Linked DNA regions of Homo sapiens: region 2 is linked to region 1. Evidence: chromatin loops called from intact Hi-C (ENCODE). Cell type or tissue: dorsolateral prefrontal cortex. All regions are shown on one strand. Each heading gives the region's core, and the rest is flanking DNA. Links, peaks and the distances in the headings are about the cores only. Region 1 overlaps ZNF385B (zinc finger protein 385B). Region 2 has its middle 160 kb from the start of SESTD1.

The links. A loop is a pair of places that touch in the nucleus more often than their neighbours do. Peaks named below come from ENCODE experiments on the same cell type or tissue, not always from the same donor. Only the 100,000 strongest peaks of a DNase experiment are listed, where the experiment ranks them.
Region 2: it touches region 1 in a loop (4-fold over the local background); 93 of 110 quality-filtered maps call a loop at or near these places.

Annotation. Positions count from the first base shown.
Region 1 is chr2:179,742,208-179,750,555 of GRCh38, reverse strand. All of the region lies in intron 3 of ZNF385B (zinc finger protein 385B), which reads left to right. Among named protein-coding and RNA genes, the nearest start is that of MIR1258, 110 kb to the left of the region's middle. In dorsolateral prefrontal cortex, for the core only: no CTCF peak of the experiment used is centred there; a DNase peak (open chromatin) is centred at 4,715; H3K4me3 peaks cover 1,954 bases.
Region 2 is chr2:179,423,536-179,431,883 of GRCh38, reverse strand. No RefSeq gene overlaps it. Among named protein-coding and RNA genes, the nearest start is that of SESTD1, 160 kb to the right of the region's middle. RefSeq lists an enhancer at 2,152-2,652. In dorsolateral prefrontal cortex, for the core only: no CTCF peak of the experiment used is centred there; no DNase peak of the experiment used is centred there; H3K4me3 peaks cover 1,068 bases; H3K27ac peaks cover 280 bases.

The sequences.
Region 1 (8,348 bases), core at 55-8,054:
TTTCTTTGTATAAGTCACAGGTCCTTATAAGAGCACTCAGGAATTGTCTCTCACTTGTAGTACTTCAGACCTGGTGATGATACATATAGTAGAAGGAATACTGATATACTTTTCTAAGTCATTGTCTTACTGAGAATTGATCACTGTTTAGTTTCCAAGTATTTTACAAAATCCTGACTCTATTCTTCAAAGCAAGGATAAGAGTTGGTACCCTTTATCTGTTCTCCCCAGATAAATTTAATTGAGACTGATATTGTAGGGTTTATTGAGATTGAAGTTCCTTGGGAATGAGAGTAGAGAATTTTGGAAATAGGATGAAGTCTCAAGTTACAACTCTAACCACCTCCTGCTGCACAAATGCTTTGAATTTGAGACAGAGCTCCAGCCGTTTTCAATGGTGTCAGAAATCTAAAACTATACCTGACATAGACTTGGCAAAGTCATTATAGAACATCTCCATATTCTGTACATGTGGTTAAAAACTGTCAAACAAGGGTGTGGATTATACAAGTGTGTGGATTAAGTACAGAACTCTAAGGGATTGATACATAAAAGAGTTTGAATGGAAGTTTGATAAAATGATTAAAAGGAGTGGTTGACCCTTTTTTAGTGAAGGACGGATTATCTTTTTCTTTAAGAATGCTTCTGAATATAAACTTTTACATATTATATGTATTAAAAGATAAGAGTTGCTTAATATTAAGTCTTGGTTTTTAGATTTTGAAAACCAAATACACCTTTCAGTGTGGAAACTGAGTCTTAGACAATCATGGCAAGTGTTTACATGTCTGAGTGATTTAAATCATCAAAGGCATATTTAAAACCTTGGTGTCTGCCTGGAATAGAAGTGTTACCCATTTTAAACTAATCTGGGGAGAAGGGTTTTCAGTAGTGAGCCAAGCCCAGTGGTAATTAGTGAGTTCAATTTCCACTGGGGGGATGAATGTATTTTCACTTGGACTGACCAGCTTTCTTCACACAGACATTTGACTTTCACATCTTAACAGTGTTACAGCCAAGGAGGCTGTTGGACAGTGTTCTGGGTTAGACATCCCTCTGGAATGTTACAGCTGACCATATGGTTGGTATATGTCCTTGGCACCTAATGGTTTTTCTCGAGCTGGTTTTTGGGCCAGCTGTGAAACATATTTGCTCTTCTGATTACATGGAGTTTGGAGGAGGTGGAAGGGCTGGATATTGTACTTTTTAATGGGCAGAGTGTGCTGGCACTCACACATAATGTTAACACACTTCATTTCAAGAGCTTGCCCTCTGGTGAGCCTGCACTGCAATCCAGAGACTGTTGTCCTGTAGACACTGAGTATTTATCTATTATTTAATGGACTTGATGTGAAAGGTATAGGGAGCTTTTTTTTTAAATCATAGCCCTGAAGTGTTACTCATCTTATAGGATAGTAAGTTACTTTTGGAAGCTGCTGTAACTCCATCAAACCTTCAGGGCACCATTTTGGTTGCTAAAAAAAAGAAGAATTCACCAAATTATGTTGTATTGTCAAAAAAATAAATGCAGTTTCCTTCTTCAGATAGAAAATGACTTTGTGATTGTGTTCTAGATACTAAGAGCCACACATTCCAGTCTAGTTTGTTCAGTGAATAGAAAGACCCCTCTTCACATAAATGCCACCTGGACACTTCCCCAGTGCAGGTCTAGGCCCCAAAAGGCACCCAGGAAATGCTCTTTGAAGACAGCGGATGTTCTATTGACCCAAAATCTTAAGTGTAGTGTCAATGCTCTGCTATATTAAAGTTCTTTAATGTACTGAAAGAAAAGTATTTATTTGGGAAGTGTAGTCATAAGAAAGACTCCAAGCAAATGCAACACATTATTCTTGTTTTTTGAGAACATTTGTTTTTAAAATGGATTTTAAAACTAAACAGTTGGCTCTTGATGGCAGAAAATATTGCTACTTTTTTCTAAAACTGATTTTAAAGAACCTCTATTGCAAGTAGTTTATAGCATATACAAATAAAACAGAAATCTTTACTTCATAAGGCAAAGGTTATTTTTTTGTTTGTGTCTGACAGTGTCACATGCACTGTTTAACATTATGGATATTTTGCTTTTGGGTACAATGAGAAGAGGGTGAGATAACCCAATGTTTTGCCTCCCTCTGAAATACATGTGTCCTTTTAAAATTTCCTTTTGAAAATTAAGGTAGGTTGCTAAAAAAATACTTATGTCAAGTGCCTTTCACACTAGTGGGTATAGAGTTTAGGTGATCAATGAGTACTATTATTATTATGTTTTGTATTTTTTTTTGATTCAGTCATTTTAAGTGGCTTCTTCTTGCCTATCTTTTCCATGTCCTAGTTTTGTCATCGTGCATTATTGCCACATATCTGCTCTGCTTTGTGTCTCATTCTTAACAGCACCTTCCCTCATATTTTTGCCCATCCATTAAAGTAACACTACCCTCCAGATTTCTTGCCTAAGCAAGAGAACATCTGCTTAGGTACCATTTCCCAATCCATAACTTTCTAGCAGTTTAGGTAAACATTTATACAGTCCACAATCTCTTACTTGCAATTTCCGAAATCCAAGAAGCAGTGAGAACTGGAAGATTTTATAATTCATATTGATGGGAAAACGTGACATGAACTAATGTGAGCTTAAATTATAGCATTTATTTATCCCAATGAGTATGAATATGCACAGGTTTTGCTATAGAATGTTAATGTGTCTGATTATAGAGTTGTTGCCCCAGACCCCAGTGCGGCATTATATAACATCTGCCACTGGAGGCATTATATAATTCCTGGCATACGTAGAGTATTACCTTTCTAAAATCTGAAAACGTTTGAATTCTGAAATGCATCAAGCCCGAAGGGTTTTAGATAAGGGATTGGCGTATAATCAAATATCCTGGTTTAATTTTAAACTTTTATCTTATTACTAGGGAGCTTCATGTGTGGTAATAATAAAAAGATTTTTAGGCATACAATCTCTCATGAACTATTCCTATGACTATTTTCGAAGGAAAGTTTATGTGTGTGTTGGGTGAGGCAGAGAGGACAGAAGAGAGAGAGGACACTGAACAATTGCAAAGTCAATGATGCCCAATGCCTTTTCTCATAATACATTCAAATGTTGCCCTAGGGGCTTCAGGTGACAAATAGAATTCAGGTGGCAAAAGTGACTGTGAGGGGCAATTGTGTTCAATGGCATAGGTATATGTATACGCACACGCATGTGCATATCCAATCGTGTGTCTAATCTGTCTCCAAGCAAGGGCATCTAACCAGCAGCCCGTAAGGAGTCAACTTTCCATATGGGGACATAGTGAGAATGCCCATGAGAGTGCTGTGTTTAATGTTGCTCCAGAATGCTGTGTTACGTAAATGTGTGCTGCTTAGTTTTACACAGATGTTTCATATTGTAGACACTTCTAAATGTGTCATCTCAGAGCTGGTAGGATTACTAGAACTGAACCCAGTCATTTATAGGAGATCCTCAAATCAGGAATTGCCTTTACTGGATTCTAGTTTGTCTGGCCTTCAGAGTCTCAATGAGAACCTAAAACCCTTTTTAAAAAATTGAATAGAACCTTAAATGTGTTGTCAATGTTGCCTCCTAGGAATTTCTTCCAGTTTACTTTTGTGATTTTTAATAAACATTTTATTTCTTTTTTGCTTTGCAGTTTGCATGCACATGTCAAATCTGTATATTTTGTGATCTCAAAGCACTGCTACTGCTTTCTGGGGTATATGTATTTCTGGGGTATATCTAATACTGCTTTCTGACCTTGTGTCTTCTAAAGACGATGTCCAGTAGCTCTTGCATCTTATATTTTAGTAACAAAACAGAAAGGATTATAAAAAGCAAAAGTATAAATTTGGGGGTAGTTGGGATAAAAATACATGGGTTTAATGAACTATAGATTTTTTAAAATAATGAGCAAAGATTATAGTGTTAAAATATCTATCTTGCATGTTTATTGTTACACAGAATAGATTTAAATCTCTATTGTTTATGAAATTATCTTAGAATAAAATTGATGGTATTTTGTCCTGGTGCTAGCATAGCATCGCACATTTTTAACTATCACCATTATTTTAATTTAGAGATGGGCACTTAGGAGTTAAAGGATGTTTGATTTGCCCTTTAATGGACATCTATGTCAAATATATGGAATTATTTTTGTTATAATTGTCATAGTCTCCAGTGATTTCATTTGTCTATAGCGAAGTCCCAGGAACCTACAGCTATTTTGATTTATGCAGCCTTTATAAGTCCTCGTAATATAGACTACTGATTTCTTCCCTGTATCCTGCTCATTGTTGAAAAGCCAGAGCTATTTTTAACATTTACACAATTTCAATAGATGATTCTTTATTCCACAAGGTTTGGTGCTAAATCTGTGGAGACTTTCATAATCACATCCTTCTTGTGGTTTGCTTGAATTTGATCACAGTGGCTGATTTCATGCATTGATAATGAAGGCTTAGGTTGCCTGTTTCTCAGCATAAATCCACCTCAGACTTGTACATTGACAGTGCTTCTGGTTTCAGCACACATGGAGATATAGAATTGAAATTGCTCTGCTTTCTTTACAAATGACTCAGAGTGTGCTTGTCCTTCCCTAAAATGTTGCCAGCATGTAAAGGATTTTCAATGAGCAGTGCAATAAGCCAGCAACTGGGAAGGCTTGGAGCGGCACTGATATAACGTGGTGCTGTCACACAGATAATCAGGGCTGGAGCCAAGTCTCGGTAGCGCTGTGCATTATCCTGGTCACATACTGGAAGTTTTGTTTATCCAACTTGGTTGCTCTTGAAGCTGGTGAGAGCCCTGCCAGGATGTGGAGTGGACTTCCTAGCAGAGGTGAGCGTTTTTATTCTAAAACTTGGATGCTGGGGTCTGGGATGTCAGTAACAGATTCTTTTGTATGTTATGCTGAATCCTGTGGAGTCCTCAATTGTGTTTATCACATTGTGCTGACACATCTGAAGGAGCAAAGCTGAAGAGCAAAATATATGATTCTTTAATTTTGTTGCGAAGTAACTCCTTACATGGGTGTGATAACCATCCCTTTCTTTCTGTGCTAGCTGTTTGCCGAGGACATCTTACCAGTAGGTGACTTCCTTTGCATTTTAAACATTCTGAACAAGTCAGTGATATTATGCAATTTGCTACCATTACTGAAAGTAGGTAATTAGCAGTGTTATTATGTGTTTCAGATGTTATTAAAAAGGCTATAAACAAAATGTACTTTGTAGAATCTTTGACATGAAAGACAGATAGGAGGAGACAAGTCATGTTTCGAGATAACTAAGAAAGTAAGTGATGTGGATTACATACTGGAGTTGACAACTTGTGAAGCTAGACATTATTAATAATTAAAAGTTATGACCGGTCATGTACTGGACAACCAACAGTAATTAATTTCTAACGACTGTGTGCCGAATGAGAATGGGAGGAAATTAACAGTATTTCTTCATGAAGTGTGTTCTTATTAGCTGAGATGCTTTAAATGTAGCAGATTGTATCATTTAAATATAAATAAAATACCTGTGCTCACCTGGAGAGGTTAAATTACTAGATCATCATGCTTGGAAAGGTTTGATGTAGCCTTGTAAGTATATGGTATTTGAAAGCCAACTAGATAAGGGCAGACACAAAGTTAGCCTCCAAGTAGATGGAGTGCTATTGCTTAGGCTTGGCTAAACTCTAATTCTGGTGTTTCTAAGCATGAATGGAGTGTGAGGGTTATAATGTATTAAATAGCATTGTGCTTATTAAGTGTCTGTTTAGTATATTAGGTTGGCAGGGGAATCTATTTTTCTTTGATTGGAAGCAGCTAGCATGGCACATGGGGTGTGTATGTATATAAGTGTATGTGTTTTTCCTGCTATATTTATTTGAGGCAGCTGTTTTATAGCTTTCAGCTTTAAAGTTATAGCTAAGTGTGTATTTGTTTGATAGAAGGCTCGAGAACCTCTTTTACTGCCAGTACACGTAAAGCTTGGCTAAGCAGACGCATCAGGAGCAAACCATTTGTGTTCACCAATCTGTCTCGGCAAGTCCCAGGGCCACTATCTTGCTAGAAGCCACTGTGTGCTTTTGAAAGCATGAAATTAGTTTTATACTGAGCACATGGTTTCTCGTTTAGCAGCTCTTTTTATGGTAATGGTCAATTTATGGTTCACTGCCAGGATTTCGGTGTACTGTCAAAGCCGATAGCTTCTGCTAAGGCGTCTCTATGATTTAAAAAAAAAAAAAAATGGAGAGATGGGAAGAACCTAATTAGACCCTCAAGAATAGACTCTTACCTTCAACCTCATCTGTGCTCTAGATGCATTGTCATTTCTCTCAAGTTCCTTTATATTGTTTAATCCAGGACCTACAGATTTAAAGTTGCTAATATCTGCCACTTTGTCCTTTGCTAACATGTGACATCCAAATAGTTATGTTCTGAAATGTGAAGTATTTATTTTTTGCAATACATTTGTAGAAAACCACTCTATTAATGTTGGCCATATTATGCAATTCATCATTACACTTATCTGCTTGCCTGGTAATGCATCCTAGAGCACTGTTGGAGAGAGGGAAAGGCTTTAATACATCTTATATTTGATATAAGCGATTTGTACTTAGTTGTACGTGTATGTGCTATGAGTACGGCGAGTTAAATAATGAAATTAAAACAACCTGTAGATACATTGGAAATTTGACCCAAAAAATGCCTTCTTTCATGCAATCATCTCATTTAGAAAAGCAAAAGCTCTCAAATGCTAAAATGATATTAATATTAAATACAGTTTTTGTTTGTTTCCACATAATAAAAATGAAATGCATTTGTCAATGTGCTAAGAATGCTTTCCTTAACCTTCTCTTTCTATCAGAAGATAACCCTGGTTGAATAATGCATTTTGAAATAGAGGTGATCAAAATTACCAGGACATTTAGTGGAGTATTTATTTTTGTGCTGATTCTTTGCATTGTGGTAATGGATATGCAGGTGGAATAGAGTACATATTTGGATGTTGCTATTATACTTTTTCCCTCATGTGGTCTTGACAAGGGAACTGAAAACACTTCATAAATCCTGAATTTCATGATTTTTTTCTTGTTAATTATTAGATCTTTGCCTGGGTTAAGTGATTACACATGTAAAGAGTCAAGATAAAATATTATTGAAATACAGAGTGTAATATGTGCCATTATAATTAGAAAACAATTTTGTGTTTTTAGATGAAGCAAAATGTGAAACTTTTTTTTCTTCTTTTGGGAATGTTATGTCACAAATCATCATCAGATTGTCAGGGGGACTCAGTTTTAGATTTTGACTTACAAATAAATATCTCATATTTATTAATTCCCCAAAGCCCATGAAACAAATTGAATTTGTGGGTTGAGAATTAGAAACTTAGAGGGCATTGACATTTTCTCTTTGAAATTCCTGATGATATAACATGTTTAATAAATGAAAATCTTTTTAAAAAAGTTTTAGAATGTTAGAATTCTCTTAGAATAGTGACATTTGTCGTATTACATAGAACATAGGACATTCACTCAGAAGAAAGAAGGGATTAATTTGGCATATCTGCCTGAAGTCTTAGTAGCAATTTCTCCTTCAGAAGTAGTAGGATTTATGAAATCATGAGGATATAAATCTCAGTGATTTGCCTGCATCTTTTCACTTTTGTATTAAGGTATAGCATCTTGAATTATTCTTCAGCAGTTCTTAAAAATGACTAGTTACAAAAAATAGCAGATACAAACCTGTTTTAGTTGAGAAACATGATTGCAAAATGAAAGTACTATCCAAATTTGGCTTTCCTGATTGTATAAATCCAACAATAATTTGGGCAATTTATAGAGTTTGTACTTTCTTTTGAGGTATGTTGCTAAGATGAGTATACTTTAGTGAGAAAGTTGCTTCTTACCTTAAAGCTTTATTTACTTTCAGTCTTTTCACTTACTTTTTTTCCTACTTCCTATTAATGAACTAGGAACTTCAAGTTTTAGGGTTTCCAGATTTAGTATATAAAAATATCGAACTCTGAGTTAAATTTGAATTTTAGCTAAAACAATAAATAATATTTTAGTATATATCCAATGCAATATTTGGGACATACTTAATATTGAAAATTGTTAGTTGTTTAGCTGAAATTCAACTTGGACTAAGTGTCTTGTATTGCATCTGGAAACTCTACCTACTTTCTAAATAAAAAAGTGAGTCTCCAGTAATGGCCTAGAAAATTGGTTTTACCAGTGCCAAAATGGAGGCTGCACATTCCTGTAAAAGTGATCAGTTTTAACTGTTAGGGTTTATGCCTGAAAACTCCTAGGGAAAGAAAGTTACTATCTGAGAAACTTAAAATGG
Region 2 (8,348 bases), core at 135-8,134, 320 kb after region 1:
GCAATTCTTCTGCCTCAGCCTCCCAAGTAGCTGGGAGTACAGGCACCTGCCACCATGCCCGGCTAATTTTTGTATTTTTAGTAGAGACGGGGTTCACTATATTGGCCAGGCTGGTCTCGAACTCCTGACCTTGTGATCCGCCCACCTCGGCCTCCCAAAGTGCTGGGATTATAGGCGTGAGCCACCATGCCCGGCCCTATTTACTTTTATAATGCATAATTTTTTTAGTGTCAAATTGCAAAGTAGTCATTTTTTTACCCTTTTTAGTTTCTACGAATGGAGAAATCAGAGAAGAAGACTGTTAAAACTGTGTGTAAAAAAGGAACAGAGCTCCCAGAGCAGCCTGAGGGATGCTCCCAGAAATAAAGTGTACTAGAATCATCCTAGTCTTTTTGACATCTATTTTGGCTGCTCAACAGCATTTCTTTTCTTTCTTACTTTTCGTTGTTCCATAGTGTTTGTAAGTTGAGGATGTCATATAAATGATTTCTGGAAATTTATTATGAATCACTATTATAACATGAAAATAAATCATAATCTTCTTAATTCATTCTACAAATAAAATGTTCAGGTGCTGTGCTAAGAATACTGAAATAAATGAGACTCCCACCTGGCTCTGAAGGATATTATTAAGACTCCCAAAGAAAGCAAAGTCAGTTATTGGGGTAGTAGGCTCCTTTTACCTTCATTTGCCTCTTTGTTTTAACTTGAACTGATTTATTCTCCTTCTGATAATGCTGAAATGAGTTTAATCTAGGGGCTCTCAACCTAGCTAAGAATTACCTGTGAAGATTCCAAAAAATATCAAAGCCATGCCCTCATCATTAGATCAACTAAATCCTAATCTAAAATGATGAGCCCCTGGCATTGACAGGAAAACAAAGAGACTCCCCAGGTGACCTTCATGAGCAGACCTAACAATCATCAAAAGGCTTGAAACCCTCTGTTATTCAGAGCAGAAGAAGGACCACAAATATAAAGCCCAGAGGCATTTGGTGCCCCAGATCACTTCTATTTGAGAGCAAAATGTGTCTCCCAAGCTCAGGGGAAAAAATAAATAAACCTGGTAAGTAGGTGTGTGAGTGGTGGGAGAGGAGAATAGATTTTGATTAAATGATTTTTGCTTTTCTTAATCAGATTATCTTCCAATTTTACCCATGTGTGGGCTTCCAGACCATTCTTATTTGGCGTTGTGTCCATGAGGACTTGGAAAGAAGAACATTTTTATTAATTACTAAACTGATGGAAAAGAATAAACTCTAGGAACTAGTCTGCTAAAATGATTTATATAAACATAAAATTCCTAAAGTGGTACAGAGTAATCTGTCCCACCATTGATGGCAGTACAACAAAAAAAATTAATTAACTCCCACAATTGACACATTCCTATATGGTTGGCTCCAAAAATTACCAGAGGAATTTTTAAGAATATCTTATTGTAAATCAACAATTTATAATTGTATAAGTTTATGGGGTACAAAGTGATTTCATGATTTATAAATCCAATGTGGAATAATTAAATCAAGCTAGTTAACATATTTGTCACCTCAAATAAGTAACATTTTTTATGGTCAGAACATTTAAAATTTACTGTCTTAGCAATTTTGAAATGTTCAGTACTCTTATTATTAACTATATTCACCACACTGTTCAATAGATCTCAAAAAAAAAAAAAGAAAAAAACAGTATTCCTTCTGAGATTTTGCACCCTTTCGCCATCGTCTCCCCATTCCCTCCACCCACCAGCCTCTGTAACCAGCATTCTACTGGGAAATTGGCATGTATTAAATTTATGAAAATCGTGAATTGGTTTTCATGAAATGGCTTTCTGATCACATAGCAGTATTTGGATACCCTAGTCCATTTGCTATATCTTTATGGTGATGAAGGTAGGGAAAGATGATCCCACATATTTAATAAATAATAGTAAATGACGACTGGAGACACTAATGCTAAAAAGTCATAGATGCTTCTGAATCATGATGTCTGTTGAAATCTCGAACAGGTTAAAAATCATCTCTATCTGCTTTGAGTGTGAATTTTGCTTCCATGGGGTGATGTCATCTGGTTTTCTTTCTGAAACCTCATGCCATTATCAGATTCTATAAAGTGAGCCACAGGGGGAACCTCACACAGAGCATGACAACAGCAGGACAGTAACCATATTTTATGAGACAGAGACTCTCTCCCTCCTTTCTCTTTCCTTCTTTTGAATTTTGCTAGCCAAATACAAACCCTTGGCAAAGGGCTTTCTCATTTAGGGACATCCCTGATAACTCTAATATGTTGTGCTCTGGCCATGACTATCTCAGAGAAATGCAGGGTGATTCCCTTTTCTGCATCCCTTAGAACATTTTCTAAAATAAAGCTGGAAACATGCATTGCAGACGGAAATGCAATCCTGTTCACCGAGAACTCCATGCCTGGACTCCCATTACAGAGCCCCCGGGCAAATTAGCCACTGAAGAGAGAAACCAACAGATAATGGAAGGATGCCGTGCACGTGTTTGCATACCGTCACACCCAGAAGTTAAGACCCATCATCTGTGAGTGCCAGGACCTGGAGGGGGAGAGCAGGTTTCCAGCCAACTAATAAAGCCGGTAGATGTAAGCTGCCTGGCATCCCCAAACAGGTGGAGCTGCTGTGGGGGCCTCCGCGAGCAGGGAGGCAGAAGTGGGGGTTGATTTGCTAGTAACTGAGGCAGGAGGCAGTCATCCACAGGTGTCCCAGTCGGTGTTGATTCCACGCAACCTGCTCGCCTACTCTCACTATCTGGAGACGTAGGTAAAATACTGCTCATTAAAAGCAAACACAGGGAGTGGAGCTAAGCTATTAGGCAATGCTGGAACTTGACAATTTAGGATAAGTCAAAATCCTTAGAGACAAGACCAGTTTGGCATTTAGGAAGATCAGGAGTCATTTTCGACGAGCAGGGGGTGCACTGTTTTAGCTGCTAGAGCTTTGACGCTGGTAAGCTTGACTTCCCGGCACAGCTCCCTCCTAAGAGCAGTTCAGTCGATAAAGGGACCCGTCTGGAGCAATTGCAAATGCGCTTGGCTCTAATTTCAATAATCAGTGTGAAACCTTGATCCAGCATGTGTTGAATGCAATGCAGTTTTCTTTTTCTTCTCTAGGAAGCAGATGGGAACTGTTACAACAAAAACAGCCAAAGGAAAAAGAAAGCCTGTTGTTTTGCTGCCCCTGCAAGTAAGTGGGAAGCAGTTTCCTGCTTTCTCCAGAGATGTTTGGAAGAAAATAGGATGTTCTAGGACATAAGTCTGAAAAGGTAAACAAGCCATTTAATTAACTGAACCACTTCAAAGCAAAAAAACAGGGAAAGGGTGGGATTAAGTACAAATCAATACAAACTATAGAAATATGAGATTCTTATCGACATAGTGTTTCCTCCCAAATTTTATACTGGCCTCTGCCCCCTCCCATCACCAACTACTCCAACATAAAGGTGCCTTCTCCCAGGCAGGAGCCATTTTATTGCTTTAAACCGGTGTGTGCAATCCCTTTAGACTTTGGTTTCAGAGGGCCCATGGCAGGTGTGCCTCTGAATCCTGGGACCTAAAACCTTCTTAGTATTATTTGAACTGTGCCTTGCACAGTGGCTTCCATTATTTAGTAAGTTCCTTCTGACTTGATTGTGGGGATCACGAAGATGAACTGCTACCATTTTATTTAGTTATTTTACCTGTTCCCAGGCGATGCAGATAGGCAGTAAAACTAATTAAATCAACACTCTCCATTACCACTCTTGCTATTTCCCCAGAATAAGTTGTCACTCTCTCTAAGAAAAAGAATTTTTTCCCCAAGGCTGTTTTAAAATGATAATACAACCTCTGCTACAAACGCAGGAGGGCTGGCAATAAGATGTGCAAACCTACCTTTCTAAATTTAATTAAACTCATGTAGCAAGGATGTCTTTTGGAGCCATAGTTTTCTATTGGGTTCAGGCATATTTAGGCATATTTGGAGAATTTGCAGGGAGGAATCTCTTTGCAGAGCAGAGCAAATGGCCTTCTCTCACAGTCAGCTGTCCCAAAGAGGAAGGGCCCAAAGGACCCCTGGCAAGTGAGGAAGCAGCTATGGGTTGAGAAGCTTAACCTGATAGCAAAGCCTTGGAGGGGGAGACAGTCCTTAATCTTTTTGGCTCATAGACCCCTTTGAGAACCTGCTGAAAGTATTGGTATTGGACCCTGTCCAATACCACAGAAAACATTTACCTATGCATTTGCAACACTCAATTTCTTATACCACACCAGATGTATTCTCAGATTCCAGCAAACCCATCTGTGGATCACCACTGATGGTTCTGTGGACTCAGGGAAACACTTTCCTTAGAGTTTCTGCTTCTCAAGAATTAACTGGAAATAGCTCAGCATCCCTACCCTGTCTCCAGCCCACTTCCCTGGATGCAGGTCTGGTCCTGGACAGAAAGGAGGCCACTGTTCTCAATTCAGTAGCACTGGCCACCAAGTGACACTGCTTTGGCCTCCTGTGTCTGGATTCATTCCAAGGAGAAAGATTTGGTCTCCCCCACTTCACCTCAGGCACTCGTAGGACAGCCACCAGAAGTGGACATCTATGCCCAGCAGAGAGGTGGGACAGTGCACGTGCCATGGAGGTGCCACACATGTGGAACACTTCTGGGAGAACCCACCAAAGCCTGGGGAGCTGGGGACTCACCCAGGCAAGGGCACCTGCACCAAGCCAACCAAATGTGAGTATAATGGTACAGTGATCTCATTTGTACATTATACCTGATAATTACCTCCTTTACATCATTATTTGGGATTTGGTACTGGACAATGTTAGTCTAAGATACAGGGGCATTTCTGGAGTAAAGTTCTTTCAAAACTTCAGTTTATTACAACTAATTATTTTTTTAGCATTTATTTATTTCATATTGTCATGACGGTTAAACACTGAAAGCATCCCTTGAGGCAGACATCTCCGAACACAACTCTGAGAAGGGTGGTGGAGTAAGTGGCTGTGTTTCCAAGGTGAGAATACTGAAGGGCTAGGCATGTAGATAAGTGTGTTGGAGGGGATGGGAGTGGGAGGCAGTCTTGGATAATACATGCAGATGTTCCCCCTGGTCCAGTGGTAGGAAGCTGCACTGACTTGCTGAATCTTAGGAATATATCTGCACCCAAAAGCAGGCTCAGTACTTGAGAGATTGTTGTCTTTTTGCTTCTATATTCATGTATTTACCTCTTCTAGTCTACTGGCATTTTGTTTCTTTCAATGTATTGAACTACCTTATAAAGGTGTTGGCAAAAAACAGAATTACAACAAAATTATTAGAATCTATGCTTTCCATATAATGGTGGGGGATGTTGCAGGGGTGCTGCTATCAATATCTTAAATAGAACAAATTAATATTCAATGACTAAAATAGAACAAATTTAGACTCTACTTTAGGTCACCTGTAAACTTGAGCAAGTCAGTTAACCCGTCCTGTTCCCTTAGACGCAAAATAGGATTTCAGCTAGATTATCTCTAATGTACATTCTGTTGAAAAATATTATTCATGCCTGTAATCCCAGCACTTTGGAAGGCCAAGGTAGGAGGATCACTTGAGCCTAGAAGTTTTGAAACCAGCCTGGGAAACATAGGAAGACTCTGTCTCTACAGAAAATTTTAAAATCAGCCAGTTGAGCATACCTATAGCCCCAGCTGCTCAGGAGGCTGGGGTGGGAGGATCACTTGAGTCTGGGAGGTCAAGGTTGCTGTGAGTCATGATCCTATCACTGCACTCCAGCCTGAGCAACAGAGTAAGACCTTGTCTCAGAAAAAAATAGTACTGTAGATATAACCATGATCATAATACCTTGATTTTGTATGGATCTTTGATACTCACAGAGCACTTTCTTTACTTTAATGTAGCTTATTTAGTGGTTGAGAACATAGGTTCTGGAGGCAGACTGCCTGTCTGGAACTTCTGGTTCCACCACCTACTGTGTGGCCTACAGCAAAGTATTAACCTCTCTGTGCCTTGGTTTCCTCATCTGTAAGTGACAATAATAATTCCTTCCTCATAGGATTGATATGAGGATTAAATGAATTGTCGCATACAATGAGCTTAGAACAATGCATGGTATATCACAACTGCTCAATAAATATAAATGTTAATTGTATTTATTTAAAAACTTAATATGTGAGTTGGTGCTTTCTTTTAATTTTTCATTTGATTTACCTCTTTTGCTTTTTTCTTATACATCTTTTTTACTCCATTTAATCTCTTGTGAAATAATTTAATATGGTCAACAAATTTGAATTTGTGATGGCCAACTTAAGGGCATCCTTTAGTTGTGTGCTGAGATACTGTTTAAAGCTGATACTCATTGAGATGTCATTTGAAACTATTCTTTTCTCCCACTTGTACCAGTCATATGTCTCCAAGTGTCTTAAGTAGTTTATTTTGCTCATAAATAGAATCCATCCAATAGTTCAACTTATTTATGGAACCCACCGACTCTTCCATGAAGGTAAGATGGCTAAGCACCTATAAAGTGACATTTAAGGGTCACTAAGAAGCTGCCTATTTCAAATAGGTCCCACTAACCACCTCATCCTTCTATCGGCATCAGTGTTTCTTTCTCTTCCTATTTTGTCTGAAACAAACACTGTGACTGCTTTGGTGACTAAGGTATAACTTACTGCTTTGGGGCAATAGGGAAGGTACTGCTTCTAGAAAGTACAAGCACTGTACACACAACATTTACTTTTCAAGGCATTTTAATGTGATTATTCTCATATGCACCTTCCAATGCACCTGAAGGACCAGGTAATCTTATCACAATCTACAGATGAGGAAACAGAGAAGCTGAGAGGTGGCCAAAATTACAAACATACTTATTGACTTGCTGAGCAATTAATAAGTGCTCAGCTTGGTCTTCTTTGGGGGCTTAAAATAGAAGACCTACATTTAGAGGAGTTTACAATTTAACTTTCTTTTTTTCCCTTGGAGGTTAGGAATTGTGTTTAAAATTTCTAGATTTCTAGATTAGCTGTTGCCTTGAAAAACAGAGAGAACCTACGACAGAGAACAAGAAACCAAAAACAGCTGAGTTTCAGAAAGAAAGTGAAATGGAAGAAGATACCAGTACATGATTCAAATGATCGAAACAGCCAACAGTGATGGTCTTTAGTAATGCAGAACTAAGATGAAAAAGCAGCTGAGGAAAAATGGGCCCTGAATGCAGGGTTAGATTCCCGATAATTCACTGAAAATAAGTAAAACCAACAGTGGTCAGTTTGTCCTGGGACCAGCCCTAGATCTCACACAGCCCATGATATTATAAAGACAAGGATCTCTAGATGCTGAATTACACATAGCAACTGGAACTTCCTCATTCTGAGTGGAGGATCAGATGAGGGCGTATTCATCATCAGGAAAACTGCTCCCTGATATTGTCATAAAGTCGTGTGAGATTTTATTTATTTATTTTTTACAGTTTCAGGGCTGCAAAAGCTATGAAGACATTTTAGTTCCACTCTCTTTCAAAAATTAGCAATTTATATTGCACCCTTATTTACCATTTGATTTATTTTCTCTGGCTTTCCTGCCTCATCTCGCTCCAGATCCTCTTGAGCACCTGCTTCACATCACACATTATTTCTCAAGAATATCTTGTTTAGTGCATGTCCTGCCTAGCAGTCATTTCCCCTAATTACTAATGCTGGTAATCAGCACCTGGCCATCACCTGAGACTTCCATCTCCCCATCTGTGTAGTGTAGGTATGCCTAGGCCACCACTGGCTACATTGGGTATGTGATCCAAGTTCATGCTGCTAAACTGGAGCTTGAGAAATGGAGAGAATTAGGGATCCTTCATTGGGCAGTGGTGTCCTGAAAGCATTTCCCACTAGTTGTTGTCTCTAGATCCCTGAAACTGTCCTTCCCAAGACCCAGCCTCTCATCTTTTCTTAGATTCTGTAAGTAGTTCTGTCTTCTCCTACCAATAAATTCCCATTTCCCTTTGTGCTAGCCAGGATCAATTTCTATAGCTTACATCCAAGAATTCATAACTGATACAGTGCTTCAGACACATCAGAGCAAAAAAAAATTGCTTTCCCTGTAACCATTAAGCTTTAATATGTTTAAAAATCCAAGACCTTTTGCTATGTTGAGAGACAATATGTCATATAATGAGTAAGAAGCATGCGCCCTTCCTGGTTTGAATCCAAGTTTCATCCCTCACTGTCAGTTGAGGGCACATAACCTCTCTGGTCCTCAGTTTTTCCCTCTGATAATAATAGTTTCTACCTCATTGAAGTCTTAAAGGTCTAAATGATCTAATAGGATCTTTGTATGTATTTAGTACAGCTAGTA